Linked DNA regions of Homo sapiens: region 1 is linked to region 2. The links are chromatin loops, found by intact Hi-C in ENCODE. Cell type or tissue: dorsolateral prefrontal cortex. All regions are shown on one strand. Each heading gives the region's core, and the rest is flanking DNA. Links, peaks and the distances in the headings are about the cores only. Region 1 holds the start of LINC01065 (long intergenic non-protein coding RNA 1065). Region 2 has its middle 41 kb from the start of OLFM4.

Region 1 (15,999 bases), core at 7,659-10,158, 78 kb before region 2:
AATCACAGAATTCTGAGCAAATATACAATTACTGTTGTTTTAAACCACTAAGTTTTGGGGTGGTTTATTCTACAGCAATAGATAACTGAAATAGAGTGTGTGTTTCCATTTTTAAGATTTTTTTCTTTTCTTAAATATTTTGTGTGAATTTATTTTCCCATGACTAATTTTCTAATAGAAGACTAAGATTTTTAGAACATACTGGCACTGAAATCACAAGAAAGTTATTTTGTGCCATATTATCCTGTTCTACTTTCTTTATGGCATTTATAATTGTATGCAAATATCTCATTTATTTGGCCACTCCTTTTTTCAATCCTTGTTCAACACAGGAATGTATCCTCTAGTGTGTCTTTTTCACTGTTGGATCCCAGCATCTACAATACTGCCTGGTACATAGTTAAGGGCTCAGTAAATACTGTACACAACAGTAATATAGGATACTTTTTTTTTAGGGAAAAAGAAAAGGTCCCTGAGATTGACATTTCACATTTCTGGCTTGCTTAATGCTAAGATGAAATTGTCCAGGGTACTTTGCTTCCACATGGAGGACTAACAGTTTAAGGAACTGCCTGGACTTCTACAAGATTTTTGCCTCAGCAAAAAATAAACTTTTTTGTATTAAATCACTGAGAATTTGGAGTAATTTGATCCTGCAGTACAACCTAACTTATCCTGACCAATATAGTGCTTAACAGTGAGTTTATATACTTTTTGAACTCTGGCCTATAAAGTCTGGACAGCCATTTATGGATTCAATGATAATTTATTGAATACCGATCATGTTCAAGGTACTGTACTAGGTCAAGAAATAGAAACAAAGATGGATTAGATACTGCTTTAAAGAAGTTTATAGTTTGATAAGAGAAATAAATTATGCACATAATAAACTGCAGTACAAGGTAGAAAATTATGAGTGTCATAGATAGGTACAAGTAAAGTGCTATAGGAATTTATCTGAGATGGATATGAAAAGGTGCCTTAGCTCAGACCCTTATAGGTATGACAATTTATGAAAGTGAGAAGAACGACGTCCTGTTTATATATGCCATAGTGCGAAAAGTCTAGCTGTTAGGCTTTCTTTTTCCCCACATTTTCATTTCTCCGTGCACCCTCACTCTAGGCTGTTATGGGTCAAATTGTGTTCCCCACAAATTTACATGTTGAAGTCCTAAACCCAAGTACTTCAGAATGTGACCTTATTTAGAGAAAGAGTCTTACAAAGGTAATTAAGTTGAAATGAGATTATTAGAGTTTGCCTTAATCTGACATGACTGGTGTCCTGATAAAAGGGGAAATCCAGAGGCAGACATACACACAGAAAAAACAGCAAGTGAACATCAACGCAGAGATCAAGGTGATGTGTCTACAAGCCAAGAAACAGCAAAGATTACCAGCAAACCACCAGAAGTTAGGGGAGAGTCATGGAACAGATTCTTCCTCACGTCTTAAGAAAAAAACAACCCTGCCAACACCTTGATCTTGGACTGCTGGCCTCCAGAACTGTGAGACAATAAATTTCTGTTGTTGAAGCCACCTCGTTTGTGGTACTTTGTTACAGAAACATTAGCAAACCAATACAAGCCTTAAAAAGATGTATAAGACAGGGAAAGGAATAAGAGCCTGTGACTAGCCAGCTCTATCTTCCAGCTGCCCATTATCTAGTTCTCTTTCCTCTTCCAGACAACAAACAGGTTCATTAGAAAATGGTGGAAAGTAACCAAAAATTTCTGACTATTGTCACCTGAGGTGGAAGAAAGAAAGAAAGAAACAACCTGGGAGAGGGGGTGGTCATTAGTTGGTTTTTCAGAACATTTGATTAGACTCCTGGAAAGAGGGCAGAGAGGAATTGTGTGTGTGTGTTGGGGGCGGGGGGTCGTGGAGGTTATTCTCCCTGTTTGCCTTCTTTCCTTCTTTGGTGAATGTCTTTTAAACATGATTTTGATTTTTTTTTCCCACGAGATCCAGTATAACCGAAATTTGAAATTTTAAAATGCTTTAAAAACTTTCAATGTTTGTGTTTGAAATTTTCTTGAGTTTATGTGGGTGTGTATAGAATGATTTGCTTCATATTAGTGCAATGAGTTTCTAACTCATTGACTTTCTGAGCCTTGCACACACCAACACAGAGCATTCCCTTTGGATATATTTTTCACTTTTGGTCTCTCATGTTCTTTTCTGTGTATCAGATGTGAAATGAAGTAATGGCACTAGCTTTTAATATGGTTTTCACAAGTGGTTTTGAAAGCAATTCCAGATGACAAGAACCAAAATATTTGGAGTGATGACAGATCTCTGATAATGTAGACTCTATAGTCTCCCCGGTAACCACTTTAAAATGCAAATATTTTTAGTTTATCTAAGTTCTGTTATTTTTAAATCTCACTAGTTTGTAGTCCTAGCTAAGATTCTTTGGGGTTTTTTCTGTTGTTGTTGGATTTTTTTTGTTTGTTTTGAGACAGGGTCTCGCTTCATCACCAAGGTTGGAGTGCAGTGATGAGATCACAGCTCACCGCAGCCTCGATTTCCCAGGGGCTCAGGTGATCCTCCCACCACAGCCTCCCCAGTACCTGGGACTACAGATGCATGCCACCATGCCTGGCCCCAGATAAGATTCTAAATATACATTTTGCTTCTTCTTAAGGCAAGCCAGCCATTGCCAACATAGAGCAACAAAATGCACATTGCTTTGCTAGGGACCTTACAGAGTAGATAAATGACACAATGTCTTCCCTCTAGGGAGGATAAAAAGAATAATGAAAGATGTGTTTTTTCCATAAATGCATATATTAACATTTGACTTCACAAAAAGTGCTCATGTAAAGAACAATACTTTCCCTTGAAGTTAAGCAATTTTATGATGGATCTAACAGTACAGGGAAAAAGGTCTTGGGGCTAATAATAATAATTAGCACTTATGTTGGTACTTTCTGTGTTCAAAGCATTTTGTGGAAGATTAACTCGTTATTCTTCCCAGCGTTCTTGTCAAGTTTATAAAGCTTTAGACTGTTCTGATGTCCTCTCCAGTACAATTCCATATAATATGGGAACATTCATTTGATTTTTACATATAAATACTACTGGAGTTCTGATTATCCCACACTGTGTCTGATACCCAGTAAACTCACAAACTTTGGTGGAAAGAATGGATGGTACTTCCTGGATCCTTATTTCAAAGATCCATTCAAAATTCAAGAGTCTGACCAAAGAATGGATTATCACTTTAAGCATCCAACTATATTTTATCAAAATGGTCTCATTTACATTTTTCTTCATTTAAATCATGAGTTCCTCAAGGACAGGAACTGTGTGTTTTTCATGCTTGTTCCAAGGATCACCTAGGCATGTGTTGGCTCAGAATGATGCTTAGTAAGCCTGTGTTGAACAATAAAAATGAATTCTTTATTGATAAGTTCTTATTAAATTGTGAAGAATAAATAGCATGTGGTATCTGTCCTGCCCTCTAGGAATAAGTATGAAAGAGGAAGCAGGACTTATATACAGAAAGCAACTGGACACAAAATAGAAAAATACAAAATACAACCAAGTGCTACAATGTGTGGTTCGAGAAATGAGCGCTAAGGAAAAATTACACTTGTTTTGTTTTGTTTTTTGACTTCTCAGCCCATTAGCTCCACCTCCTTCCTTTGGGTATATGTGTATATATACAGAAAGAGTGAGACAGCTTTTGGCCTGCAATAAAATGTAACAGCCTGTAAAAATATTATATTTTCTACTCTGTTTAATATAGAAAGTTCATTCAGTTGGAAATTATATACAGATTTTTAAGTTTCTTTCTGTACAAAACAACAACAAAACTCCAAACACAGAAACACACGCACAAATACACTGAACTTTAATGGTGATCTTTATTCAAATTACAGTTTCTGTGCACACCTGTAATCCCAGCTACTCCAGAAGTTGATGGGAGCATCCCTTGAGCCCAGGAGTTCAAGTCCAGCCTGGGCAACATAGTGAAATCCCACCTCTCAATCTTTTAAAAAATTAAATTACAACTTCCCATATTATAAAAAAGTACTGCAGCTCCAAGCTTGAATGGAAATTCATTAGATTTTTATAAATTTGAAGGAAGTTTATTTCTGAAAATAAATTTTGTTGAATTTCTTCTTAAGGTGGAAATTTGTTTTTCATTCCTTTTCTTTGCATGTGAGTTTTGTATCAGTTGTGGAACTCTATAGCTCCACTACATATTTGGGTATTTGAATATTTGAATCTGTTGTGCTTTTTCCAGGAAATTCTGAATTTTAGGATAGTCTACAGGTACCATAAATTGAGAAGTCCAAACAATTCATTATCTTCCTTGAAGCCCAAACCTGCCATTTTTCTCAGATAGGAAAGCCACCAAACATAGGGAGCATGCCTGCCACTTCCCTCTGGCCCGTCTCTGGCTCATCCGCCACAGAGACCTATTTATTACATCCCCTGAGTATTCTTCTAATTCCCCCTCCTTTCCATCCCCACTCTTTCAGCCACACTTCAGGACCATGGTCTGTGCATCGCTTAGTCTCATCCTAATTTATCCGCAGCTCCACCCACTCCAACCTCCTCTCCCCTCTCTAAGACAACCTTTACTTCCCCACCTATGCCTGTTCCAATTTACTGTCTCTGAACCCCACATATGCCCTTTTCTGCCCTACATTATGATAACTGGAGCTGGACCTAATTTCTTTCGTTAGCGGGCACAATGTTAGACCTTGTCAGTAGAGGGCGCTAGAGGGACACTGCACAAGGAAGGGGCTTCTCTTCTGGTTCCAGCTCTGTTCTTAGAAAACAATGAGCTGTCTCCTTGCCAACCAGCAGCTCCCTTGGTAGGGGCATGCAGAAGACCTGATGACACAAACCCTCCAAAGAGTTTCACCCTCACCACAACAGGTGGCTTCCTGCTCGGCAGCCCATCCTGCATCACTTCAGTGGACTTCTCTGACATCTACTAGACCACATTAAATGAATCACAGCCTTGAAACTGAACTGGAAGGACTTCCTTCAAGGTTATACTTTCTTTGAATACTGTCTTTCAGCCCTATGCCTAGTGACTGCTCCCTGCGTCTTACCCCAGTTTTCTTGAGAATTCCCTTTATACTTCTTAGTAGATAATACCCTTTAATTAGTTCCTTATTTTTATGTGGTATTAAGTTTTCCCTGTCCAAACTATTAGTCATGTCTCACTTAATGATGGGGATATGTTCTGAGAAATGTGTTGTTAGGCAATTTCATCATTGTGTGAACATCATGGCATGTACTTACACAAACCTAGATGATAGTATAGCCTATTACAACCCTAGGCCATATGGCATAGTCTATTGCTTCTAGGCTACAAACCTGTACAGAATGTTACTGTACTGAATGTGGTAGGTAATTGTAACACAATGGTATTTGTATATACAAACATACCTAAACATAGAAAAGGTACAGTAAAAACAGTGTTGTAATCTATGGGACCACCATCATATAGGCAGTCTGTGTTGGACAGAAATGTCATTATGCGGCTCATGACTATACTATTGTGATTTCTGTCTCCTGACCAAACCCTGACTGCTTTACCACTTTTGTTCTTTCTTTATTTTCTTTCTTTTTTTTTCTTTTTTACAAGGTCTCACTCTGTTGCCCAGGCTGGAGTGCAATGGTGTGATCTCGGCTCACTGCAACCTCCGCCTCCTGGGTTCAAGCGATTCTCCTGCCTCAGCCTCCTAAGTAACTGGGATTACAGGAGCCCACCACCATGCCCAGCTAATTTTCGTATTTTTAGTAGAGACGGGGTTTCACCATGTTAGGCAGGCTGGCCTCGAACTCGTGACCTCAGGTGATCTGCCCATCTCAAAAGTCTAGTTGGGAATGGTAATCACACAGTTTGGCTATCTCCTCAGGTCAGATTACTCAAATAAGGATTAAACTGCTGCTTATCTTTATGCTTGGCAGCATGGTACCTAGCCACGTGGTACCAAGAGTGACTCAGACATGCCTTACCCTCTCTGTGTTACACAGCTCACCTCCAGCTAGAGCTGTTGAACTGTAACACAGAAGCACCCATTTCTCTGCTCACAAAGTGTCATGGTACCCAGGGGCAAAACTAACTCAGACACAATAGTACTCAAGTGTTCTCCATCATTCCAGCTCAATCCAAAGACCCTCAACACATTCCCTGAAATGAGAGATGAAGTGCACTGACAGAATTCAAGGCATGTTTGAGACAAACTTTTCTCCTTGCTTAAGTCTTCTCGGCAATGGTTGGCTCTACCATTTTAAAAGACCTGCAATTGTGTGCAATGAAAGTAGTTCCAGGCTGCTGTATCTTGCTCCCTTTCCCACAGACATCACCAGAAGCCCAATTCATCACATTCTTAACAGCACTCTTCAGATTTATCTGTCAGGGCAAAGGATCCAGATTAAAAATGAAACAACCATTTCACTTGCTTGACAAGGGGAGACCCAGTCTGCCAAATTTCCGTCCCTATCACTGGAGAACAGGACTTTAGGAAATAAATAATAAATGCTTTCTGACCTAGGGCCACCTAGCCTGGAATACTTAGGGGCGTCTTATCTTAGTGCAACAATTATTCCAGTTAATAGGTTAAGGGATATATATAAGATTACCCGTAATCCTTTCACACTGTTGTTCAGGGCTTATTTGAGATGCAGGGCACACATATTTAAGGATTAGCTCCTTCTCTCCGTACTCATACCCTTAGAGTGATATTACTTCCTGCTATCTTCTCTTGTGGAATAGAAATGAAGAATAGTTACACTAGGGGAGTTATTACAATCAGGCTCTTTTATATCTTTAAGGCAATTACAGGCAAAGACAAGAGTGCCTAATGCACAGCATTTCCAGAATTTGTAATTTTGGCATCTCATCTTGCCAAGCCTTGATAACATCCAGATGTTGCCCTATTGAAAGGTGTTAAATAGAATAAACCTCAAGCCAAGAGTACTTCCATGTTATATTTTGGAGACTTCCAAAATGTAAAACATTTTCTCTTTGAAATATCAGAACTTCGGTAGTTTAAGCAATAATGTTCTAGTCTGCATAATGTTTTAATGTCTAATAATAACAATAACAGCAGTAACACTTTGTTTCTCCATTTAAAAAGACTTATATAGTGTTGACTATGTGCTTTTCAAATATTAACTTATTTAATTTTCTATGTGCTCTCTCCTGGTACAACAATCTGCTCCACAAATTTCTCCAGATTTTTATCTAATTCCTGTTGGACAGTGTAAAATGCCACTTCTTCCAGGGTTGCCTGCATATCATCAAAAGGGAAATAGTACTCATCGAAGATGTGCCTTTGCTAGGAACTAGGACAAGGGTGGCCTTTATAAATTCATGAAGAGAAGGTATTGTGTTCATTCACAGACTTTGTGTAGGAATTAGGGAGAAAAATGTAAACCCTAAAGTTAATACTCCATGGGCACATTCTGGGCACAAGTTACCTTGGAGACATTTTGAGGTGGCAGGGCTTTTCCTAGAGTGGACCACCTGTGCTATAAAGGATCTGCCTAATATACTCATTCAGCAAGTCCCCAGTGAATGCCCGTAATGTCTGTGTGACATTACATATCTGCAGGCACATGCAGGAAAAGCAGCAGCCCCTGCATTCAGTACTGTTACGGTCTCACAAACATGGGCCTTGGATGGGCTGGGGGCTGGCAGAATTGTAGGCACAGTGTGTTAAGGGGGCACACAGAACCCAGCATTTGGGCATCTAGAAGCCTTCCCAAGGGCTAAGGAGACACCTGAAAAATGAGAAAGAGTTACAGAGCCAGGCCCTTAAGTTGGCCCTGCCAACCACTCTCCAAAACCCTTAGATTTTTGCTGCCTTTGCCCTTGACACTGTCCTTTCCCTGGAGCTGAATGTCTGGGGGTAGAGGAATGACTTTAAAAGTCGAGGATCAGGCCTGGCATGGTGGCTCATGCCTGTAATCCCAGCACTTTGGGAGGTCAAGGCGGGTGGATCACCTGAGGTCAGGAGTTCGAGACCAGGCTGACCAACATGGTGAGACCCCGTCTCTACTGAAAATACAAAAATTAGCTGGGCGTGGTGGAAGCCACCTGTAATCCAAGCTACTCTGGAGGCTGAGGCAGGAGAATCGCTTGAACCCGGGAAGCAGGGGTTGTAGTGAGCCAAGATCACGCCACCACACTCCAGCCTGGGTGACAGGGCCAGACTCCGAGTGTTCCAAAACAAGAAAAAAAAAAAGTCTAGGATCAGATGTATCTCCTTAGATCTGTCCTGTTCTAGAATCTTTTTAATAATGAGGCAAGCATTCTCAATAGTTTCTAATCCCAAAAAAGTTCTTTATGGCATTTCCCAACTTTTCCCTTCTAGGAGCCAGCATATGAACTTGCTGCCTATCTTTAGCAAGGAGATGCAAATGACATCCACAAACCTCTTCTGCTGTATACCTGGATGAAAGCAAGGCTAGCTGTGTGTCCTGTGAGTAAGAAGGAAAGATGCTTACCTTAGATCCACCCATAATCTTCCCCTACTCCTACACCTCCAGTTGAGAAAGCTGTACTCATTCTGAACATCAGCTCATCCTAGGGGAATCACAGCTTTCTCCACAGATACAGAACAAGGTGAAGAGCCCTAGGCTGTTCTATTCCCTGGACCAAAGATGAAACTGGGGTGAGGTACCTCTGGGTCACTGTTAAGAAGTAAAATGTAGAGGCTCTTCATTGCAGTAGTATCTTAAGAATTCCAAAATCAGGCTACCACCTCTAAACCAGGCAAGAGGACAATGAGACAAAGTGATAAGCCTGAAGGGTTAGGAACCATGAGGAGCTTATGTCAGGGAGATTCTGAGAGAAGGAAGGGAGGAGAGACCCAAAGAAACTTCATGGAGCTAATGAACAAGCACCCACAGAGGATTTATATACAATATCTGCAACCAAGAGAGGGGTATGCTAATTTAGAGGAAACCAGAAGGTAGCCAACACCTTCATTTCACAGCTGGCAGAAGGAAGAAAAAAATGCTTACTTAATTGTTGCTAAGAATTGGTCTCTGCAGAAACGCTTCAGAGCAGAACACCCAGAAACACACTGCCATGCTTGTTCATAATGTATGATAGCTGCCACCACTCACCCCCAAAACCACGCTTTCCAAGCTACGCAGATCCACTGAGATCCACACTTTATATGTCCTCACAACAATCCCACACCCAGTGTGTTCGGGATGAGGGCCAGGAGAAAAGCATCCCATTTTTCACCCAAAAAGGAGGCATGAAATTAAATGTAACTCCAAGAGATTTTGTGAGCACATATTATTTGGGGACACAAACATGAGAAAGACATGGCCTTCTCTTCCTGAAAGAGTTCATAGAGTCCAAAGTAAAAGACAAATTGATTTTAAAAAGTAATTGCAAAACAATTCAGGCCCTCATGCATGCATGCATTTAACAAACATGCCCTGGTCACAGTTTGGAAGTAAAAGTATATGCAAAGTGGTATATGAGTACAGAGATGCTACCACTTTACCAAGAACACAAAACAAATAGGAAGAAACCTGACCATTTAAGATAAGAAAGGATTCTAATGAGTGTTTGCCCACTGTCCTTAGAAAGTCCTTATATCAAGGTAAAAAGAAGAGAAGTGACATTTACTCAGCACTTTCCTCATACAATCTCTGGAAGGTCCATGAAGACTGTGAGCTCTTTGAGGGCAAGAACCATGTCCTACTTACCCCAGGATCCCTGCCCTTCATCAGTACCTGGTACATAATAGTTAATAAATATGTTTTAGACTGAACTGACCTGAGGATTTTCTAAGTCTTGTTTTTCTAACTTTATAGATGGCACCAAGGACTGAAAGATTGTAAGAAGTAAGAGTAAGTAAATTTTTAGCTGCTATATTCCCTAATAGCTAGACTTTAAAAGTATTTTTAACTCTTTTCCTCTATTCTTGCTAGGTGAACAAGGCTAAAACCTGGGTTTAGTTTTCATTTTATAAATTATTCTTTAAAAATAAATTATTTCAACTGTCTTGAAGAGTCTGTAAAACAAGGTCTGTGAAGTCACAGAGGGAAAAAGAATCAGAAATCAGTAGACAGCAGTTAGACCACGGGTGTTTGTTATACATTCGTTCTAGACATTCATCAAAAGCTCAGAAAGGGAAAGTCAAGCGTGCCAAATCAATAAAGTTTCTATCGTATTTCATCTCTTTGGATTTGCAGAATGCTTTGGTAATTCTGTTTCTCAAGCCTGCACATCACGAGCAAACAAGTATGCTTATGGGTGTCTTAGCCCAGTAGGCTGTTTATCAGAAAGCTACCAGTCCCCTGTGAGAAGCTGGCTTTCCTCCAAAATGTAGAAGGTGTTTAAGGGGACATATTTCTTTGGTACACCCTAAAGCAAGCTTGTCCAATGTGCAGCCTGCAGGCCGCATGTGGCTCAGGACAGCTTTGAATGTAGCCCAACATAAATTCATAAACTTTCTTAAAACATTGTGATTTTTTTGTGTGTTTTTCTTTGTTTGTTGCTAATCATCTATTGTTAGTGTTAGTGTATTTTATGTGTGGCCCAAGACAATTCTTCTTCTTCCAGTGTGGCCCAGGGAAGCCAAAAGATTGGACACCCCTACCCTAATGGCTAAGGAAAGTTTAAATCCTGTCCCCACCTACCTCAGGTCCATGTTGCTCTCTAGCTGAGTCAGCTCATAGAGCTCACTGTGGGCTATGCCTTGGTGGTGACAGTGTCAACAATGGACAACACCAAGAGAGGTAACTTTAAGTATCACACAGATCCTGCTGTAGCCTTGGGAGCAACACTCCATCAGAAGAGAAATCAGCACTTAAGGCCCAAACTGAGCTTCTCAATGACGACCAAAAGTATTTGAATGTGCTGCCCCAGTAACACTGGCTGACCCTGGGGAGCTAGCTGCCTTGATTCATTAATAGCTGTTCCTGAGTCTTGCCAGTTAATTCAAGACACTCTCCAGAGACATGCTCCATCACTCTTTATTTGGCTTCAAGGATTTTTTTTCTTTTTTTTTTTTTTTTTGAGATGGGAGTTTCACTTTGTTGCCCTGGCTGGAGTGCAATGGCGCGATCTCGGCTCACTGCAACCTCCGCCTTCTGAGTTCAATTGATTCTTCTGCCTCAGCCTCCCAAGTAGCTGGGACTACAGGCACATGTCACCATGCCTGGCTAATTTTTGTATTTTTAGTAGGGATGGGGTTTCATCATGTTGGCCAGGGTGGTCTTGAACTCCTGACCTCAGCTGATCCACCTGCCTGGGCCTCCCAAAGTGCTGGGATTACAGGCGTGAGATACCACGCCTGGTTGGCTTCAAGGATCTTGATTGCAACCCAGAGACTTAGAATTTAAGAGGAGAGGAGAAGGGAGGAGGGAGAGAGAGAAAGCAAAGAAGGATGCCGGGATGAGGTGGTGCTCAGGGAGAGGAAACGGATGGACCTACTAAGGAGGATGGACAGACACAGAAAAACACAGGCACAAAGAAAGGCATAAGGAGAGAGGAAAACAAGGCAAAGACAAAATAGAGAGACGGAGAGAAGGAGAGGCTGAGTGAAAATGACATTTTTCAAAGCAGGGCTCATTATTCTCCTTTCAGACACGTTAGTTACAGTTCTCTAATATCACTGACGTAGCTTGCCTCATATTCTAAGGGCTGACAATGGTTATTTCCTGAAGGCCCTGCTGAGTGGAGTGGAGGCGTGGGTTAGGTCAGGAGAGGAACTGAAAGGGGAGAGGAGCTGCTTTTCAGTTTGGTGACTGATTTCCAGGAAGGGAGGCTGTTATGCAGGGAGAAAGATGGACGGCCCCTCCTCATGGAGGCAGCACACATTTAGAGCTGACTGTGAAGAAGAATTGTCTGATAAAATGTTTGAGAGAAATAATTTGAGGGTAATGGAGAGAAAATAAAGGCTTATATCCATATTATCATGCCGGCGCTCACTAATTAAGTCCTTTTTTTCAATTTCCCTCATTCTTGTTTGTGCCTCTATTTTTGGCATAGGAAAAAAAATAAAGGCTCACCATGTTTTCAGCAAAAAGAGAAAAATAAAGATGAGTGATTTCCATACTATATTATTACATCACAAAAATTTAAATTTGGTGTTATAAATTTTTTTATTTACTGAATACACTGTCAATTTGAAGAACAACTGTTTGGTTCTCTCTACTTTATCAAGTGTGAGTTTAATTAATCACAATGGAATCCTATTCAAACTATTTTCCAACCCAAGAGGCAATTGTTTCCTAGAGCAGGCTGTTTCCTTCTAACTAAGGACAGCACTAAACCGGAGAAAACATTAAAACCCTGATGCGCATCATAATGAACTCCACGCAAAGTAGTTATATTAATGTAATGGAGTCGAGATCTTAATTGCACTGGTGTTTATATTTGCAACCTCCTTTTTTAAAGCCTTTTTATTTTACTAAATGATTTGAACAACGAGGTAGGAGAGGTTACATGGCCTGCTAAATAGAGATGGGTTTCATCGCACTAAAGGAGGAAAAATGAATCTGGGAGGGAAGACTAGCTAATTTAATTTTGTAAAGTAGGTTTTATTCTCAGTTGATAATGGCTAAAATTGCTCTGTGAAAGCAATCTTTCCAGAGCCAGAAAATGTTCCCTGGACGCTTAAAACAAAGCATGTCCAAGAGCCATTTTTGTTCCTCCCTATGACAACCATTAGCTGCCACTGAAAAACCTCCAGCCTGAGTGCTGAATCCTTAAAAAGCAATTTAGGCGATGCATCCTCTGGCCTCTGATTTGAAAGAGCTGATATGTGGTAAGATAATTTCCAGCCGAATTTTAAGATAGGAGAGATTGCGCAATAGGGGTATAAGGGAAATTTCCTATAAAGTGGTCATTTAATTAAGAGTTATTGTTTGATGAATGAATGAGTGAATGAATGAATCTGTCAGGGCTTTTAGTCCAAAAATGGTGACTCTCTCCTCTCTACTCTTTTTTTCTGTCCCTGCCTATCAGACACAGACTAGAACAAAATATATTTGTTTCCTCATTAAAACTCATTAATGTAGAGACTGGACAAATATTATACGATTTTTCCATAGCTCAGCCAGGAAATCAGAGGGAGAAGATGGCAGTGTTCACTAAATCACATATGCCCTCATGAGAAACTTCTCTCAGGTCTCAGGATTTAGAGTGGTTGCTGTTTCCCAGAGAAATGAGTTATTTTGTTACATAGATACTAATAATTATATAAACTGATCTTGTACCCTCTGTTTGTGCTGCTGGGAAGCTCAAAAAAAGTTCTGCAGCCATCTCTAGTGCTGGGCTACTCAAGACAGGCAGGAGATACACTAACCCCATCCCTCACTTGATCCCACTACCTTTTTTTTTTTAATTTGATTTTCAAATCTTATTTTTTATGTGATTGTATTTGTGGGGTAAAAGTGCAATTTTGCTACATTGATACATTGAATTATGATGAAGTCAGAGCCTTCAGTGTCTGCAACACTACAGCAATGCACACTGTACCCACCAAACAACTTCCCATCATCCAGCCCCTTCCCACCTCACCCCCACTCCTCCAAGCCTCCACTGTCCATCATTCCACACTCCACGTCCATAGGTACACATTATTTAGTTCCCACAGGTAAGTGAGAACACATGGTATTTGTTTTTCTGTGTCTGACTGGTTTCACTTAAGATAATGGCCTCCAATTCTGTCCATGTTGCTGCAAAAGACAGGATTTCATTCTTTTTTATGGCTGAGCAGTATCCACTGCCACCACCTTTTTTAAAACCTCAGCTAGTTTGTTTTTTGATAGTTTGTACAATGTAGATTTTGAAACACTATCTCAGATTTTTCTCTAAGGGGAGAAAAAAAGAAGGGAAGGAAGGTAAAGAGATAAAAAGACATAGAGTTGAGTTACATTCATGGCTTTCCTGTTGAACACCAGGCACTGTGTACTAGCTGTTGGTGAGTGAATAGTCTAATGAAGGAGGCAAAGGAAATTATAAAGTACAGAGTAGTACCATGCAACTGTGAATAAAGTACCATGGGATGCCGTACAGAGGAACATCAACTCTAGCAAGGGGGATTCTATTACTACTATTACCAAGAATTTAACATTGCACTAGGTCTCAAAGGCGAGAAGGAATTTGTCTGGTAATGAAGGGAGGAAAGGGCATCTCAAGCAAAGGAAACAGTATATGCAAAAGTGCAAAGGCATGAACGGTATGTTGTTTCCAAGACACAATGAGAGGCTTGGTTTGGCAAAGTTTCGTACGCTTGGGGGTGGAGAGAGAGAGTAGAGGGCCAGAGCTTGAAGAATGAGAAGGTCAGAGTCAGATTTGAGAAGCCCAGAATGACAACATATGGAGTTCAGAGATTGATCCCAGGCAATGGGAAACCAACAGAGTTTCAAAGAAAAAACAGTTACATGGTCAACTTTACTTTTTCAAAAGAAGTATACTTGAATTGGGATGAAGAGGGACTGGAGAGGAAGACTGGTAGAGATGCTGGAGTTCAGTGAGAAATGTTGAGGAAGAGGATGAGAATAAAACAGAAATACAATAGAAATAGTCCTCCTCTGCTGGAATGGTAGGGTTCACTAACTGATTAGAGACACGACCAGGGATAATGCTGTATAACTTGGGAGATGGGGGATGTGACTGAGGCTGGTAACCAAAATCTAGACTACAAGAGGAAGAAGGCAGCAGGGACGGAGGAATGCTAAGTGTAAAGTGCCTTCAGGACACCCAGGGAGATGACAGAGAACTAAAAATATCGATCTGGAGCTTGGGCAAGGTATTAAGCCAAGGGAATTAGATTTGACATTTTCCAGCACACATATAGTACCTAAAAAGTGATAAAGAAGATCAGATCAATCAGAACATAAGTATGTACAATACAGCAGAAGAAAATATGGGGCCCTGAAATTGGGGATTATTTTTAATCAAGGGAGTTAAACTGATTCTCCTTTTCTGGAGGTTTTAAATATAAGCTAGGTTTTCACCTACCTCGGGTACTTTAGGATAGTTATTCTTTCAGGCAGAAGTATCAGCCAGGTAATCTTTCAAATGAGTTCAAGTAACTCTCCCAGGAAGGGCACTAAGCTTGTTAAAAGAGCAGCCAACTAGACTCCTTAAGTTTTGTTGAAAAAGCACCATGCCATAACATTAGCAAGAGGGCACCTCTCAGCGCTTGGGAAAGAACAGGCAATATCCCCCAGGGGACCCACGTCGTGTTTGGAAGAGGCAGCAGAGGTAGGAAACTGGGCTGTGTTCCAGTATAAAGTGGTGTCTTAAGGCTATTTAAAATACACTGGAAGCTATGTGTGTTGCTTTGAAAAAAACAGAGGAGTGTCAAGAAAAAGTGGTAAAGAATTGTGCTGATGTATAAACAAAGAAGATGGAAATTACCAGCCAGTTTTCAATATAGGTAAATGATATCAGGGACCAGGATGCTGCAGTGTTGAAAGAATTAATAACAAAGAGAGTGAGATGGAAGGGAGAAGGGCAAGGAAAAGAAATGTCCTTGCAAGGAAACAAAAGAGAAGAGCAGAGGAGAAAGCACCCAGCAGGAGCCAAAACTGCTGGTCAGAGAGTGGGGGCAGAGGCCAGAGTCACAGAAATCCCAAAGATAAAGACAGAGGGACCAGAGAATGTTGATGGAGGGGATAGCAAGGACACACAGGATTTCTTAGGGTTAAGGTAGAGAGGTTAACAGTTGAAGAGAAAATGAAGGTCGTTGCTGAATCAATACAAGTTTGCCCTGATGAACAGACTTGAAGTAAGAAGTCCTGAGCTCATATATAACCAATATCTCACAATATGACCTTATTTGGAAATAAGGGCCCTGTAGGTGTAACCAATTTAACTCTAGGATGAAACCAAATCCAACATAACTACTATCCTCATAAAAAGGAGAAATTTGGACACAAATACACACAGACATAACATAATGTGAAAACACAAGAATAACACCATGGAAAGACAGAGACACAAGGAACACTAAAGATCGAAGGTCACCACTAGAAGCTGGAAGA
Region 2 (15,999 bases), core at 6,776-9,275:
ACTTTTACCATATGAGTGCCGTAGCCACTCCCCCTTTGCCTTCCACCATGATTGTAAGCTTCCTGAGGCCGTTCCAGAAGCTGAGCAGATGCCAGCATCACGCTTCCTGTACAGCCTGCAGAACCGTGAGCCAATTAAATCTCTTTTCTTATAAATTACCCAGTCTCAGGTATTTCTTTCCAGCAATGCAAAAACGGACTAATATAGTGATCTTGACCCTAGGCTTCTCCCTCTGCAAACCAAAAGCCAAGATAACCACGAGAGTCAGTATCAACAAAATCATCCTTCCAGCTGCAGCACTTCTTCCCCATGCCACCAGGCACCCTCATCAAACTAAACGATTTGGACCCAGACTCTAGAATCAAAGTGTTGTCAAAAGTCAAAATTCCGAGGGACAAGAGAGAAATATGTCTCGGACCATCATATCTTCCTTACAGTATTATCACTCCCTTAATAATGCTTATTTCTATGATGTCCTGTCCTATATATGTCTTATAACTGCCCTATGTGTGATTTCTTATATCCTATGATTATATAAGTTCATCATTTCCTTTGTTTCCAACACTAGATCCTGTTAACATTCATGTTGGACTTAGCTTTTGTTGCTCTCAGCTTCCAAAGAAACTGGAGAATTAATAGGGGCCCCTAACTATGCTCCCTTATATCAGTAGTAGGCCCAGCCTTAGCCTTCAGATTCCCGGGCCCACTCATGTCCTGCCTCAGCTCGCCTGAGGTCGGGTTAGTTCCTGACACCCCTGGCTCTGGACATCATGCAGTCACGCTCTGGGGATGGTTCTGTGTAACCAAGGTAACAATACGTTGCCTTAATTACTATTCGAAGATGTTTGTTGTGACAGGACACCAGGACAGCTTTTCCAGCCCCCCGCTGTTAAGAATTCTAAAGGTTAAGGCCTCCAGTAAACTGTGATTAGGAAAAAATCAATGGAATAACTGCATAATCATCCACTATATTTAGTAGGCAAGTGATTTCCAGAGTAACCTGGCATCTCTGCCCCGCAGCCTTCTTCAACCCCTCAGGAAGTCTTCTGGCCAGAACACATGATGCGTTTCCAGCCTAGCACCTGGAGCAGGGCCACAGGCCCCGAACATCTCAGCATCTCACCTAATAAAAAGGAGTCCAACTCCAAAAGAAAAAGAAAGAAAACAACTTACAGTAAAATGGTTGGGTAAGGTAGTGCTGGTTCATAAAACAAAACTGTTATACAAAATTCCAGCCAGTTTTTCTTCCCTTAGGTTCATGCAAGATACAGCCCCATTTCTTAGATTGCTGAAGATCTGGTGGTGAGTGGTCAGTCATGTCTTCCACATACTATGGGCTCTTTTTTCTGTGGCTTTTCTGCCTTTCAAGAAATTCCTTTCTCTTCCTTCCAATGCTGGTTTGCTCTTCTTCCTCTCAAAAAAAAAAAAAAAATAGCTGCTTTTCAGAAAGTCTGTCATGTACACCTCAGTGTGTCATGAAATTCACTTATGGGAGGAGAGAAAAGATGATTTATTGAGTACTTACCATGTGCCAGGAACTGTTCTAGGTGTGCCACATAGATTAATCGATTGAAGTCTCACAACCACCGAATGAGATACTTTGCTATTATCTAATTTCCATTTTACAGATGAGAAACTGAGGCACAGAAAAACTAAAAATCTTGCCCAGAGTCACACAACTAATAAGTGGCTGAGCTGACTGCAAAATTCATACTCTCAACCTCTAAACTATTCTACCTTTCAAACACTTTTCACCACCAGCAGCCCTCATTTATTAGGAAAGATTGGAGTAGAATGTTAAATCTGGCCCCTTAGAAGCACCTTTCAATCCTGCCTGTGCTCTAGCTATGCCTGTTTGTAACCAGTGGATTACAGGCACCCAGAAGAGAAGAATGGAGGTAGAATAGGACCAAGCTCGTTTTCTGAATTATAAAGGGAAACTGTGACAGCTGCCTACTGGGACTTTCAACCCACTTTTCTCTGCCCCCAGGATTTCATCACCATAGAGGGGGCAGGGCTCCAAGACTCCCTGTTTTCCACCAGACCCTCACACACTGGGTGTCTGGGTGAGATTTTGATTTAACATAGAGATTCCAGCTCAAAAAGGTCTGGAAACCACTGGGGATGGAGCAATCACCCAGGTGTCAGCTTCCTTAATCGCTAAGCCCTTCTCATTGCTGATTTACACAGTTCTGTACTCCCTAGAGAGGCAAGGCAGGCGGGTGTGGACCCAGGGCACATTCTGGAGTCTGTCTACCCATTATCACCTCTGCGACTGTCAGCTGCCCTCGCCAGAAGCAGAGAGAGAGCTCCTAAGTGAAGGGGACACAGTAGGGAGGACCGTGACTTTAACTTCAGCCCAGATAGGCAAGCCTAAAAAATGTCTAAGGGTAAATGAAAATCAGATGACTTTGTGTGATCCCTTCCAGCAAGTGCAACGCATTTGGATATTCATTTCTTCACCTGTCTTCAAAATTCCTTAATTTAGTTACACAGTTTTCCCCTATGGTCTTCCTGCTATTTCTCACCTGCCTGTCTAAGCCCCGTGAAATGTTTAAGACTACCCATAAACAGGTGTGTGTGCATGCAGGAGAGATTTCACCCAGGCTAGTTGGCTTGTCTTCCCTGAGTACCTCTCTCAGCAGGGCTTCTGTGGATCAGAGAACCGATGCCCTGTTCCCAACATGCATCCGAACTTACAAATCGTATTCAGGGCACTCTCAGCTTTACGGGCTCTGGGGAGGCAACAGGGCAGAGGCCCAGGGGGAATCCTGGAGCCAGAATGAGGGGCTGAGTTCACGTCCCAGTTTTGTCACTTACAAAGCTGTGGGACTTCGGGAGACTTCCTAATGGAAACTCTTTGTCCCAGATTAATCATCTGTAAAATGGGGATAATAATCGTGCCTAGTGGTGGGGTTGTTGTTCCATGCATTAAATGCTGGCACGTGGCAAGAGTTCCATAAGCATCAGCTATATATAGCTGCGGCAGCACTTCCCAGCCCCATTGGGCCCTACCATGTTGGCCCTTCCCGCTCCAGTTAAGAGCGTCCTGGCTGCTGTCGCTGCAGAGTACAGATGCCCACAGCTAAACAGGAAGATTAGCGCCATCCTTGTTGGAGACAATCAGAAGTTACAAGGTTCCTGGGGGAGGCTGGCACTTGATTAGGCTTTCTTCCTGGTGTAACTTAAAATTGAAAAGGCTGCCTGAAGCATCTTGTGATTGGAACAAATATTCTTCATTCATTCACCCCGTATTTATTGAGCACATCTTAAAAATAATAGCCAACACTGCATAAACACTCCTGTGTAAACGCTGTGCTAAGTGATTTCCATCTACTCACAACAGCTAATGTTCTTTTCATTTTGCATTTGAGGCTCAGAGAGATAAGGGAACATGCCTCAGGCCACACAGTACATGGCAGAGCTAACATTCCACAGGGTGGTCTGTGCTTTCTCTCTCCTCTTCCCTGTCCCCTCTCTATCTGCGAAATGGGAGGCTGCAAATCCTACCTCCTTTCTTGCTAGCTCATGGAAAAGTCCTCAGGCGTCTGTCTACACACTAATACCAGACGGGAACAATGCTGGAGTAAGCATTGCTATTTAGCCACACAAAATCCAGGCTTCAGTTTAAACTTTACACACAAAACACCTCTAATATCTCTGCCACCACACTCAGACAGAAGGTGTAAAGACAGGCTTCCTTGTTTTCAAGCTATACAGATGTAATTGTGATAAAAAATTGTCTTGGGTGTGCCTGTCATAGGCATTTTTTTTGTTTAATTCCAAGTAGGTAATTTGGTCTGCTTCAAACAGAGATCTTTTTTTCTCTCCCAGAGAAACAAAATCCTTTGTTTATTGTAATTAGCAGTGAGTATTTTGTCAACTGAACAGTAACACTAGGCCCAAAGTATAGATAGTACAATTACAGAGTATTCAAAAAGTCTCTAAAAATATTCACAATGACATTAAGTTAAATCTGTACCCCGTCAGTACCCCCAACCAGCACCACTACACACACATACACAGAAAGAATGCAAGGATGCCTTGCTTGGTGATTGAGCTACATAATTCCCACACAAACTCAGTGAAAGTTACATAGCTAACACCCATGCAGTGCTCTGAAAGTTTTATTAATAAAAATCGATAGAGTGAATCCTGTGGTTGAAAGCACTTTTAGCACAGAGGACCAGACTGGAGGCCCGGGGGGTCTCTTGAACACAATGTCAGTCAGATTTTTAGTCTCCAGCATGCTCCGCAGTCTGGCAGGTGCTGTGGGCACCTCGATTCACAGCTATCCCACTCAGCAGGGAAGCTGTTCACTTCCCTGGCTCAAAAAACACAAGGGCTTCCCAGCCCTCTTCTGTTTCCCCAGTGGCCCAGTGAAGCTCTCTGGCCCTGAACTAAGCTGCAATCCCGGCCTGGGTTCAACCGTCTCAGAACCCACCCCAAACTGGAGGCTCCATCAGGACCACAAACCCCACCTACTCTAGGGGCAGCGTGGCAGGACCAAGAAGCATGCACACTAGGGGCTGGCACACTTGAGTAGGGGATGTGACTCTGTCTTTTGCTAGATTTGAGACCTCAGGCCTGTTTCTGGTCCTCTCCAAACATATTTCACCAAATACTAGATGGTGACAGTAGTAATTACCCCATAGAGCAGCTGTGAGGTAAAATACACAAAATTACTTGGTAAATATTCAATTTAATTATTCTTGGTATACATCCCCTTTGATATGTTTTCCCTTCTTTTCCTAATAAAATTAAGAATTAAAATAGGGCCAGGTGCAGTGGCTCACGCCTGTAATCCTAGCACTTTGAGAGTCCAAGGCAGGAGGATCACTTGGGCCCAGGAATTCGAGGTTGCAGGTGAGCTATAATTGCCACTGCACTCCAGCCTGGGTGACAGATTCTCAAAAAGGTAAAGCTAAGAAAATAATGAAATGCTACCTACACATTAGAATTAAAATTCAGCTTGCCTACAGCTAGCAACGGATGTGGGAAGGGGACAGGTGGACTCCAAGGTTCACCTTCTTGGAGTCTTAGGGCGATGTCCACCACCAGCACCACTCTTCTCAGGGACTTGTACTTCCCCTTTATACTCTCGCCCAGATATGTTCTCTCTGCCAGTTCCATGTGACAAAGCAGAGACCCAGCCATAAAATTTTTAGAAAGTTAAACTAATGGCTAAGGGATCAAAAAAGATAAATAAACAGAAAATAACAAGGAACGAGATCATCTGGTTTACACAATGTAGTTTATTCATTTTTATTTAGTAAGGGGCTAAATGTGCATGGAGATACAAGGGCACATTTAGTCCAGCCATCCTGGAGGGCCTTCCTCAATCTCCACACCAGGGATAACAAATCCATAGCCTACATGCTGTAGTCTTCCCTAGGCTGCTCATGGCAGACATCATTAATCAACCACACCACTCTTCGTCATTGAATGAAGACTTAGCCTTAGTACTCCAGCATCAACTACCAATCAATCAAAGGTAAATCAGTTTTATGATCCCTGCTTCAGACTCCTCAAAGTTATTTTCAAAAAGGCCAAAGCTCAGAGAAGGCCAGGGAATGCTTTTGCATCCCTGCCTAAGGCCCACAAGTCTTGGTTTCCTGTCTAAAGAACCCCTAGCCTCCAAGGGAATGACCCGCCAGGAACAACTTATGCCACGGCAGCCAATATCTGCCCACAGAGATATCCTTCTCTATTCACCACTCAAAACCACACATTTATGGGAAAGTCAATAAGAGAAGGATCCTTTCAGGTGTCTCCTCTTGTAGCTTCCACCTTACCCCCAAGTCCAGAATCAACACCAGAGGCTGCTGTAGTACTGGCTGGAGATGGATATCTTCATCATGTTGCCATAAATCTACCCTGCTGTTATCATCGTCACTGGGACAAAGAAAAGGGCATGACACTAACTGGTTATGAGATTTCCTTTGTGCTCCATACCATACCTCCTTAAACTGCCACCACCAAGGAAGGAAAAATTTTTTTCCCTAAAACTGTGTGAGCACCCATCTGGGAATGTGAAAATTCTGATTCTTGGGGCACAGTTATGTCAAGACCAAGCTGGTACCAGGGAATGCAAGGACTGCTCCTGCCTTTCCTTGAGTTTTCTTCTTGACCCCTTACCCCTCCTTGGGCTTTACTTATGTCATTCATTTTCACACCAATTCTGTGAGGTATGTATTCATGATGCCCATTTTACAAATAAGATAACTAAGGTTCAGAGAGGTTAAAAATGTCTTCCCAAAATGACATTGCTAGTAAATAGTTGAGCAAGGACCTGAAAATGAGACTATACAGCTTCAAGTCCCAGGCTCTATTACCATACTGGCCCTAGTGTCAGATCCTTCAAGGCCATACTCAGATCCAGACTGGCCCAGGACCAGGGCCCTATTGCCAGCATCCTTGGTCTTTGGGAGTACAAGAAAAAGTCTGAATCCCAAAGAAGGGCTTCAATAATATTGTTCACATAATAAAGTGTTGTGGGGTTGTTCGTGGAAATAGCTGGTGATGACCGAATGCTGGACTTCCTCAATGACTCAAGAGTTCCAACTCAAAGCCTCTGCAGCCATCAGCATGATGCTGAGAGGCAGGCAGATGACAGCCATGGCTTAAGACTATTCCAGACCAAGGATGCTAACCACAACCAGTCCATCAACAAACACTGGCAGGTTACCCGTAAAACAAATCAGTTCACCTTCCTTCACTTCCACTGCCACCATCATCGTATCTCTCCAGAAACTACAGTAACTCTTAAACTCATGTCCCCCTCATCTACTGTATGCCAAACTCATGTCCACACAGCCATCAAATTCCCTCCTTTAAAGCCACCAATGACTTCTGGTTATTCTTTAGAATAAAATCCAGGAAACTTATGATGGCTTTCAAGTTTCTACCTGATCTGGCCCCTGCCTGCTCTCCTCATATTTATTTACTTCTTTATCGGTTTTGTGTCTGTTTGTCCAAGTAGAAAATTTACTGTAGGAAAGGATATTTTTTGGTTTGTATACTTCTATAATTGCAATGTCTAGCACAGTGCCTGGTTTATACTAAACCCACAAAAATATTGGTTGGGTATATAAATTACTGTTATCTGTGACATGTAGAAGAATATAAACTCCTCCCTAAAGCAGCTTCCTAGAGTTGTTGGTTTGAGGATCTAAAGAAGTATAATGGCCTATAAAGCAGACTTGGGTTTCAGGCATTGCATCAGTACTTTAATTGACAGCATGAGTCTAGGAAAATCCTCAGCCTCAATTTCTCTATTTGTTAATGTTCTTTCCCACGATGGATGTGATAATTCTACTCATTTAGCAAACTTTATTGAATGACTACCATCTTCATGGCACTACACTGGGTGCCAACAAGGCCAAGATGAATAAGACACAGCACTTGTCTAGGAGAAATGCACAGGCTATTTAGGGGTGAGGTGAGAATAGGTAAACAACGAGTAAGTATAATAATCTTATTGTGTGCTCCAACAGAAAACCAGTGAAAATACAATGCACCACAAAGAAGCAAGTACTCATTACCATCTGATGTTCAGAGTGGAGACCACCCTTGAGCTGGATTTCAATGACAGGTAGGATTTCCCCTGACAGGAGGGTCAGATTACTGCATGGACTACATGCAAAAGGAGGCGGCATTACATCCAGGAAACAGGAAGTAGTTCCAAAACGCTGGTTATAGAGAGTATACAGAGGTATAGGTGACAGGTGAGATTGCACAGGTAGAGCCTGGAGCTTTTATGTCAGGCTAAGGAGTTTCCATCTTATCCTATAGGAGAAGGATTTTAAGCAGAGGCATAACTTAACTAAGTTTGTCTTTTAGAGAGATTAGTCTGATAGCAGCACGGAGGGTAGATTAGGAGGAACATACAATAAAAACAGAGACTAAAGAGGGCAAGCCGTGGTAGTAATCCAGGATAGCAGGGTACCCCAGAGTATCAGAGAGACAGAAAAGGCAGAAGAGGCATGATCATTGAAACATCAATTAAGTCTCCACCGCTAAAGAGAGTGGAAATATCCAAGCTTGGGTGATTGGTTGATATCATTTTTCTAAACACAGGGTACAGGAGGAGGAGCCCATTTAGGAAGAAATATACAAAGTTCCTTCTTGAACCTGAGTCCACTTCTAGGAAAATACACAAGGGCAGGATATAGCTAGTGCTCTTGTTGTTTTAAGAGGGCCATAGTAGCTGGGACTCCTTAACCAAGTGGCGGCCCATTCCTTCATCTTCTCTCAGCCAGGGTGAAAGCAAGTTATGATTGCTTCTTTCCTCATGGGGGTGTAGTGAGGCTTTGTTTCTTTGTTTAAAGAGCTGTACCACATTCAGATGAAAGGAGCTCTGTTAGGAGCATAAGGAGACCATGCACAAAGGAACGTTTAAAGGCCGCCTGAAGGGTAAGAGACAGGCTTGTAGGGGGCTCGTTCTGGCTTCATAATTAGATTTAAAGATCCAGAGATGAAAAACAAAAGATACAGACATCAGAAGATATGGATTAGTTCTCTCTCCAGATGGATTAACATTTGGGTTGTTTTTCCCAGATGTGACTGGCCAGGATTAAAAACATTCCATGGTTCCCGCAAGAGGACATGCTCACGGAGGCAGTGAAGACCCGGGGGGCCTCTAAAGAGACAGCTGTCAGCTCATCAGCTCACCATGGGGACCACACTCTGCAGAAGTGCAGAGGCTGGGACCTCAGGCATGAGATGCAGCCTTTTACAGCCCAGGAAGCCAGCACCAGTCCCTCCACCCTCACAAAGCCCAGGGGGACTGTGCATCAGCCACCAGTGCCCAGAAGCCTGGGAAAACAGAAAGAAGCTTGCTTGGTACTAAGCACCAGATGGCTCCCTTTCAGAAAAGACTTTCTAAGTGTCCACAACAGCCTTTCTTCTCAGCTAACCTTTGAGGCAGCTTCTCCGACTGCACCTGGCTTGCACTAGTTGCTCCTCCCCAGGGGCTCTGTGAAAATGGGTCAGACTTTGTGAGCTCTGGAAAAACAACTCTTCTTCCAGGTTACAAATCTCTGAAAGAAACAGCCCCTTCTGCTTACATGATGTGGCTTCTTAATACTCACTCTTTCCCTCCACTCCCCTCTCCCATTTCTAGCACTTGAGCACTTGAGTCTTATCTATCTTTAAATCCCTGACAAATCACACACTTCCCCCCAAAGCCTTCCCAGATTTCCCAGTAGGGTTTTCTCTCGTGCACACTCTTTCTCCTGTTGCATTTTGTTTGTTATAACCCTGAGTTTTCTACCTGCATTATAGTTTCAGTGGTTCTAAGTTTCTCTCCCACTGTTGATTTTCAACCCTTTGAGAGCAGAGCTACGTTGAACTCACCCTGGTAGCCTCCAGGGCATGCTACATTGAAGCTGTTCAGTCAATGTTTGTTGAATTCATTAGAATAAGTGAGTAAAAGCAGCAAGTTGTGCTGCTGCAGTGAGAAGAGGCAGTTATCCTCAAAGCGATCTGTTTCTACTAGCTGCCTAGATTTCATAACCCAATGTTATTGCAGGGGGACTTAGGGATGTCTGGCAGGAGCCATGGTTATGGGTCTGAGAGCATCCACTGGCCAGACCTGCCAGCAGTTCACAGGGGCAGAGTTGTGCCCCTAGAAAGAGTTCTGGCTCAGACATGGCTTGGTTGAATCCTGGCTCCCTCCACCAATTTTGAACTCTGGAAATAATAGGCAAATCTCTCACTCTATGATTCTTCATTTCTTCATTTGTCAAATCATGATTCCTACCCTTGCAGATAATTGTAGGAGTAGTGTGAAATCTGTAGTGAGTAGGCACTTTGCACAGTGCCTGACACCAAATAGGTGTGCAACCAATTCTTTGAATAATTCATTCACTGATGGGAAATATTAACTAAGAGAAGGCACTGCCTGGAGGTGGGGATGTCCGACCTATAAACAAGGCTGGTTTTTGTGGTGCAGGTTAGTGAAAATGGTTAGGTGTCAATGCATCTGTAATCTGAGACATGAGACCTGAATTCTGACCTAGCTCTCCTGGCACCCCAAGAATATACTGAATAACATTTCTGAGTCTTGATTATACCAAGTCAAAGCCATGGTTCTCACCACCTCCACAGGGTTCTTGTGAGTAATAAACCAACACAAGGCTGTTGACTCTCTTATGAAATGCAGACGTATTGCACAGCCCCATGCTCAGCCTCTAGTAAGCAAGCCATGAATAAGAGTTAGTTTTGACTGTTGTCTTTTTTTCCCTCTAGACTCTAAACTCCTTGGAGCCAAGAACCATTTCAGTTTTGCTTCTAATTCTGTCCCCACATCCTTAACTCAATACCTGAGAGATAGGGCCTCTCAATGAATGAAAAAAGAAATTAATGACCTGTCTGGTGTCTTTAAACTCTGAAGCATGGAGACTGTGGTAATTAGTAATGTTTATTTCATTCTACTGGCATTCAATGATTGCTAGTCAGACGCAGTGACCAGTTCAAGTCAGAAAGTATTTCAGCTATTGAGTCTGTGATTGCATTGTAGCATGAATGAAAATAAATCAACATTTTTCTTTTTCTTTCTCAATCTGGTTATTATCTCTGTGCAATAATTGGGGATTAGAAGAAATTCTATGTTTCTTCTTTTTTAATGTTGACCAACAAACTTGTGATCTTGAATGCATATTAATAATTAGTATTTATTAACTTTATTTATAAGCTTGGGCACATAGCTTTATACTGGAAATTCTGCAAATTTTCTTGACCACGGGTGCCAATAGACAGAGGACAACCTGAATCCATGACCACCATGAGTTTTTTCTTAACCAAAGAACCACACTTCTGACCTTTTCCAAATTCATGACTCCAGAAGTAAAAAAGAAGAGGGAAGTGACCATTTTTAATGTGTCCAGCCTTGTGCAAGGACTTTGCATTTGGCTAGCAGTAATTTGTGCCACCTACCAAATAAATATTCTGGCTCTTCTGGGCACACTTCACCTCCCTCTTGAGGTTAGGTTTGGCTACATAACTTGCTTTGGACAATGAAATGTGAGCAGAAGTGATGCATGTCACTTCTGGGATGAAGTTGGGGTGAAGTTTGTAGAGTCAGCATGCAATTCTGCCACTCACTTTCCCTCTGCCGTGGCAATGTGCCACATCACGGCACCTCCTTCAGCTTGGGACCTGGAGTGAGGCTGATCTGAAACAGAGTCCCCAGCCAATTCCCCATGAATATGTGGCATTAGCAAGAAATCTTTCATGGTTTAAGGCACTGTGACAGTCATGTGTTGCTGCACAATTGCCCAGCCTATTCTAACTGATAAAATAAGTTAGTTCTTTAATTCTCATAAAACAAAATCCATGAGGTAGATTTTGGGAGATAATCCTTCACTGGTCTCATGCATTCTGTATGTCTTGCAAGCATGGCAGTATCAGCCTTTGTTCCAATATATCTTCTCAAGGACTAGTGGGGAGCCAACAGCCTGAAAAAGAGAAGATAGCATCTTCTGCCAGAGAAAAGGGCAAGCATGCTTACTGCCCATTTTAAATTGAGGACACCTAAGCTTGGGGTCCCTCTTCTTTAACACAGCTCACTCTGTGTACAAGCATACATCAGAGCCATTTGCAAAGAAAATAGATACAAATATGGTGATGTCCATGTTTTGCTATGCCATGAGTAATAAAGTCCATGTATCTGACCCAAAATACCCACGTCTTCTGCCAGCATCTTTGCAAATGTGTCAGGCCACGTTAGCTTGAAAGAAGGTAAAATCTCAGATTTCTCATAGTTCTTGACAGTGGGTATTAACATTACCATTTTACACGTGACAAATTGAACCTCAGGGAGAATAAGTTACCCAAGGTCAGCACACTAATGTTTGGCAGATCCCATTTTTCCCATTATTCCACATCGCTTGCCATTAAAAAAAAACCCATAAAATACCACTAATTCATTCCTATATTCATTAATTCATTCATTTATTTTATTAATGCCTATTAAATAACTACTTTACATCAATCACCAACTAAAGGTACTGTTTTTTAGAGTTCCTTAAAAAGCAGCATTGAATTATCCCACCATAACTAGTTTCGAGAGTGTCTTAATCTTGGCATATACTGTACCCATTTTCAACTGCCTTTGCCCAGCAAGTAGATGACCTGGATAGTATAGCAATGAGTCAAGTTTCCCACAATTTAACATCAAGGGTACATTTTGCCTATTGGTGCAGTGATATGTCTGGGATCAGAGGCTTAACTCAATCTCCTTGGCCTTTCCTAAGGCCTGCAACAGATGAAGAGGAGCCAGTGCTCAGCAAAACCAAGCTGCCATAGAGGTTTACATGTCCCTCTACTGCAAAAGCCTCATGGTCGTAGGTCCCAGGAAAAGTCAGCCAAGTCCGATATCCACCCCACCCTTAAGTCATCCTTTTCTAGCAGGACATAGTAAGAAGACTTGGGCTGACAGCCCTGGGTTCAGTTCTTGACTCCAACTCTAACCTACTACTTCAATGATTTGGGTGCATGTTTTTTTAATCTCTCCAGGCTTCCCTTTTCTCATCCATAAAATAGGGAAATAGTACCTAATTTATAAAATGTTGGTGAAGATTAATAAATGAGATCTCATATGTAAAGCACAGTGTCTAGCACACAGTAGGTTTTCAAGAAATAACAACCACGTTATTACCATCATCATTTTGCTTTGGCTGGGAAGACAGAACAACCCTTTAAACAAAAAGAAAATTAGAGACTAGATGCAGAGCCACTGGCTGAAAGCCAAAAGGGGAAGATAAAGTGTTATAATCACCTCTCTTGGGAAAAACAATAAATCCAGGCAGCTGTGCTGCTCCCGCTCTTAGGCAACACAAGAGGAGGGCTGCGTCTGAGGACTTCTGTCTCAGAACATGTGAGTATCCACATACAAAGCACTTCTCAGGTGATGCGGGGGCTACAGAGAGGAAGCAGACACAGTCCTGCCCTCCAGGAGTTTATTATCTGCCAAGATTGGGACAAAGGGAGAATTCTCCAGCCAAAGAAATCATTCTAACACAGAGCAAACTGAGAAGAGGGAGGAATATGCAATAGGTATTCATGAAGAGCAAGCTTTCATTCTAGTGAAGAGGGTTAAGACAGGCTTCACATAGAAGCGTTTGGGATAGCCACTGATCATTGATGAAATTTCAACACAGAGACATGGGTAAAGGGATGGCAATTAAGCAAGGGGAAAGTAAGAAGTCTGAAAAGGATTGGGTCCACTGTAGAACAGCAAGTAATGCCTTTTGGGTGGAAAATGCAATGGGGTAACCAGGAAACAGGGTCTACACAATGGATATCCTTGACAGTATGCTTAGTCTGGTCATCAGTGAAGAGTGACGCCTCAGGACCATGTTTAAAGAAGATTAATTTGCCAGCTATGTTCAGTACAGGTTAGAGGAAGCAGAGGTTGGCAGCAGAGAAACCAATTAGTTAAGTATGCAACATTTGGCTGGGCATGGTGGCTCACGCCTGTCATCCCACCACTTTGGGAGGCTGAGGCAGGTGGATCATTTGAGGTCAAGAGTTCAAGACCAACCTGGCCAACATGGTGAAACCTTACCTATACTGTAAATACAAAAATTAGCTGGGTGTGGTGATGCATGCCTGCAATCCCAGCTACTTAGGAGGCTGAGGCAGGAGAATCACTTGAGCCCGAGAAGTGGAAGTTGCAGTGAGCCAAGTTCACGCCATTGCACTCCAGCCTGGGGGATACAGTGAGACTCCATCTCAAAAAAAAAAAAAAAAAAAGATGCAACATTTGAGGCATAAATTAATGCAGAGGATCAGCCATGAGAATAGAAAGGATTCCAGGAAAGGTAAATTCTAGATCCAAGAAAGAGAAGATGGAGAAGAAGCTTAACAATACCCAAGCCAGGTAACAAACATTCCCTGTACCGGACACAGAGAGGGCATCAGCAAAGCTTCCCTGTGATGGGGTTGTTGCCCACACACTGAGAAGGGAAGCCAAGTGCCTGGAGAGTACCCTCGCCAGGACCAAATTCATTAAGGATTTGAGGGTAAACTTCAGCAGTAACTTTCTAGCAAAGAAGTGATATTATCCATCCAACAGCAGACCGAGCAAAGAACCCACGGGCTTGACTGTTTTGAAAGTTTTTAAATACAAGCATGATGGAGGATGCCATCCCACTGATCAGAAGACTTAGGATTAGATTAGCTGAGCTTTAGAGGTCAAGTTCAGGTTTAGGTAGCCTCCAAATCAGTATACACAGGATTTTCTTAGGAGGAGGTCCCAAAGGATCCCCAAACCAGAGACATTTCCAACTGTCCTAGACGCAGCCCAGGAGAGGAAGGAAGAGGAAACTGACTCCTGATTGACCAAGGATATTAGTTAGGAATTTGACTACCCCTTTCACAAAAACAGCCCAGTAGGAAACCTTGGCCTGTGCAGCTTTGGGGAATGAGCTTTACAAAGCGAAGCGCTGCTCCTTTTTGCAAAGCAACTTGGCAGTATGGATTAAGATTCTGACAAGTGTTTGTATTTTGACCCAATAATGTACTTAATCTATCCTAAGAACATGATGAAAAGTGCAGACAAAGATTTATATTCTCAGAAGTTTATAAAGCCAAAAAATAAAATAGGGAAAACAAAGTAACTTGCAATAATAGGGAAATGATTAAATAAATTATGATATGTCTATGGAATAATTTGTAGACATTAAAAATCACTTTTACTCAATGAGATAAAACCTAAAGATTTGAGGGCCCTGTACTCATTAGCTACTGCCACAATAAAGTTGCACAATTACCTCCTCCCCTCAAAAATCATGATTTTTAAAAATAAGGGAAGTTGTCCACGAAAGAATTTTAAATGAAAAAAGCAGCCTACTAAATTATACATACATTAGGAACTCATAGCTGACTAAAATATACATACATTAGGATAGGAGCATGTGTCTGTAATTATATCTTCTGTCAGTCTGTACATAATGGGAAGAGAAGCAGTCTCTAAGACTAAGGCAGACTTTATTTCCTTCTTCATATCTGTGTGAGCTCCCCAATTTTTCTGTGATACATGTGTATTAACAAATATTTACTGAAGACTTGGTATTTACCAGGTGCGGTACTAAGAACTTTACATATATATCACCTCCACTTAATCCTCATTGCGACTACAAAATAAGCACAATCATCACAACCATTTTACAACTGAGGAAATAGAGGCTTAGGTTATTTGCTCAAAGTCACCTATCCGGTGACTTTGAAGCCAAACTTGAAGTCAGACCCAAGGAGCCCCAATTCCTCTATACTTAGTTACGACATTAACTCTCCCCGATGATCAGTATGTATGTATGTGTGTACTGCTTTCAATTCAAAATTGCCCTTTCTTTACAAAGGAGTACAGAGTGTTTAATAGAGAAAAGCATGAGCTTCAGGAGCTAGACTATGGTTTTCTGCCAAGTAATTCACCATTTATGCTAATGCCACTCAATACCAAAGACACCAACTTCTTTATGGTGGGAGGAATGTGGATATAAAGGTCAAAGAAAACTACTTTCCATTGCTAGTAATTAGCTAATTAAGTAAAATATGTTAAGTAGTTAACACTAGAACTAGTAATTAGAGTTTGCAAGTAGAATAAGAACAAATAAGAATGTGTTTTTTACTTTGAAATAAAATGAAATGAGAAAAATCCACCCATTTTCCCCTTGGGAAGCCTAAGCCTGTTTCTTTGATAGGCAGAGCAAGGAAGGGGAAGCACACTGATGCCCACCCAGGCTCCTGATCCAGCCCAGCCTGGCCACCTGTCAGCTGTGTGAAAACCTTGGGTAGGTCACTTAGCCTCTCTGGGTCTCAATTTCCTTATCTATGGAGCAAAGGGGTGAGTCTAGATGATGTTTTGGTTCATTTCTAGCTCTGATTATCTCTGCTTTTATGCTTCTGTGACAAAATCAATATACTGGATAAACCCATATCTGAAAAGGCTAGTCGACTATCAGGCACAGGAATCTAGCATTTTGCACGGTCCTT

Evidence for each region. Hi-C counts contacts between places; a loop is a spot of excess contacts. Peaks named below come from ENCODE experiments on the same cell type or tissue, not always from the same donor. Only the 100,000 strongest peaks of a DNase experiment are listed, where the experiment ranks them.
Region 1: it touches region 2 in a loop (2.5-fold over the local background); 1 of 110 quality-filtered maps calls a loop at or near these places.

Annotation. Positions count from the first base shown.
Region 1 is chr13:53,140,714-53,156,712 of GRCh38, reverse strand. It overlaps LINC01065 (long intergenic non-protein coding RNA 1065), which reads left to right and starts at 4,813. Exons shown (of 5, transcript NR_125788.1): 1 at 4,813-5,009; 2 at 7,209-7,356; 3 at 8,349-8,456; 4 at 9,811-9,846. In dorsolateral prefrontal cortex, for the core only: no CTCF peak of the experiment used is centred there; no DNase peak of the experiment used is centred there.
Region 2 is chr13:53,061,736-53,077,734 of GRCh38, reverse strand. No RefSeq gene overlaps it. Among named protein-coding and RNA genes, the nearest start is that of OLFM4, 41 kb to the right of the region's middle. In dorsolateral prefrontal cortex, for the core only: a CTCF peak has its summit at 8,265; a DNase peak (open chromatin) is centred at 8,713; H3K4me3 peaks cover 600 bases; H3K27ac peaks cover 855 bases.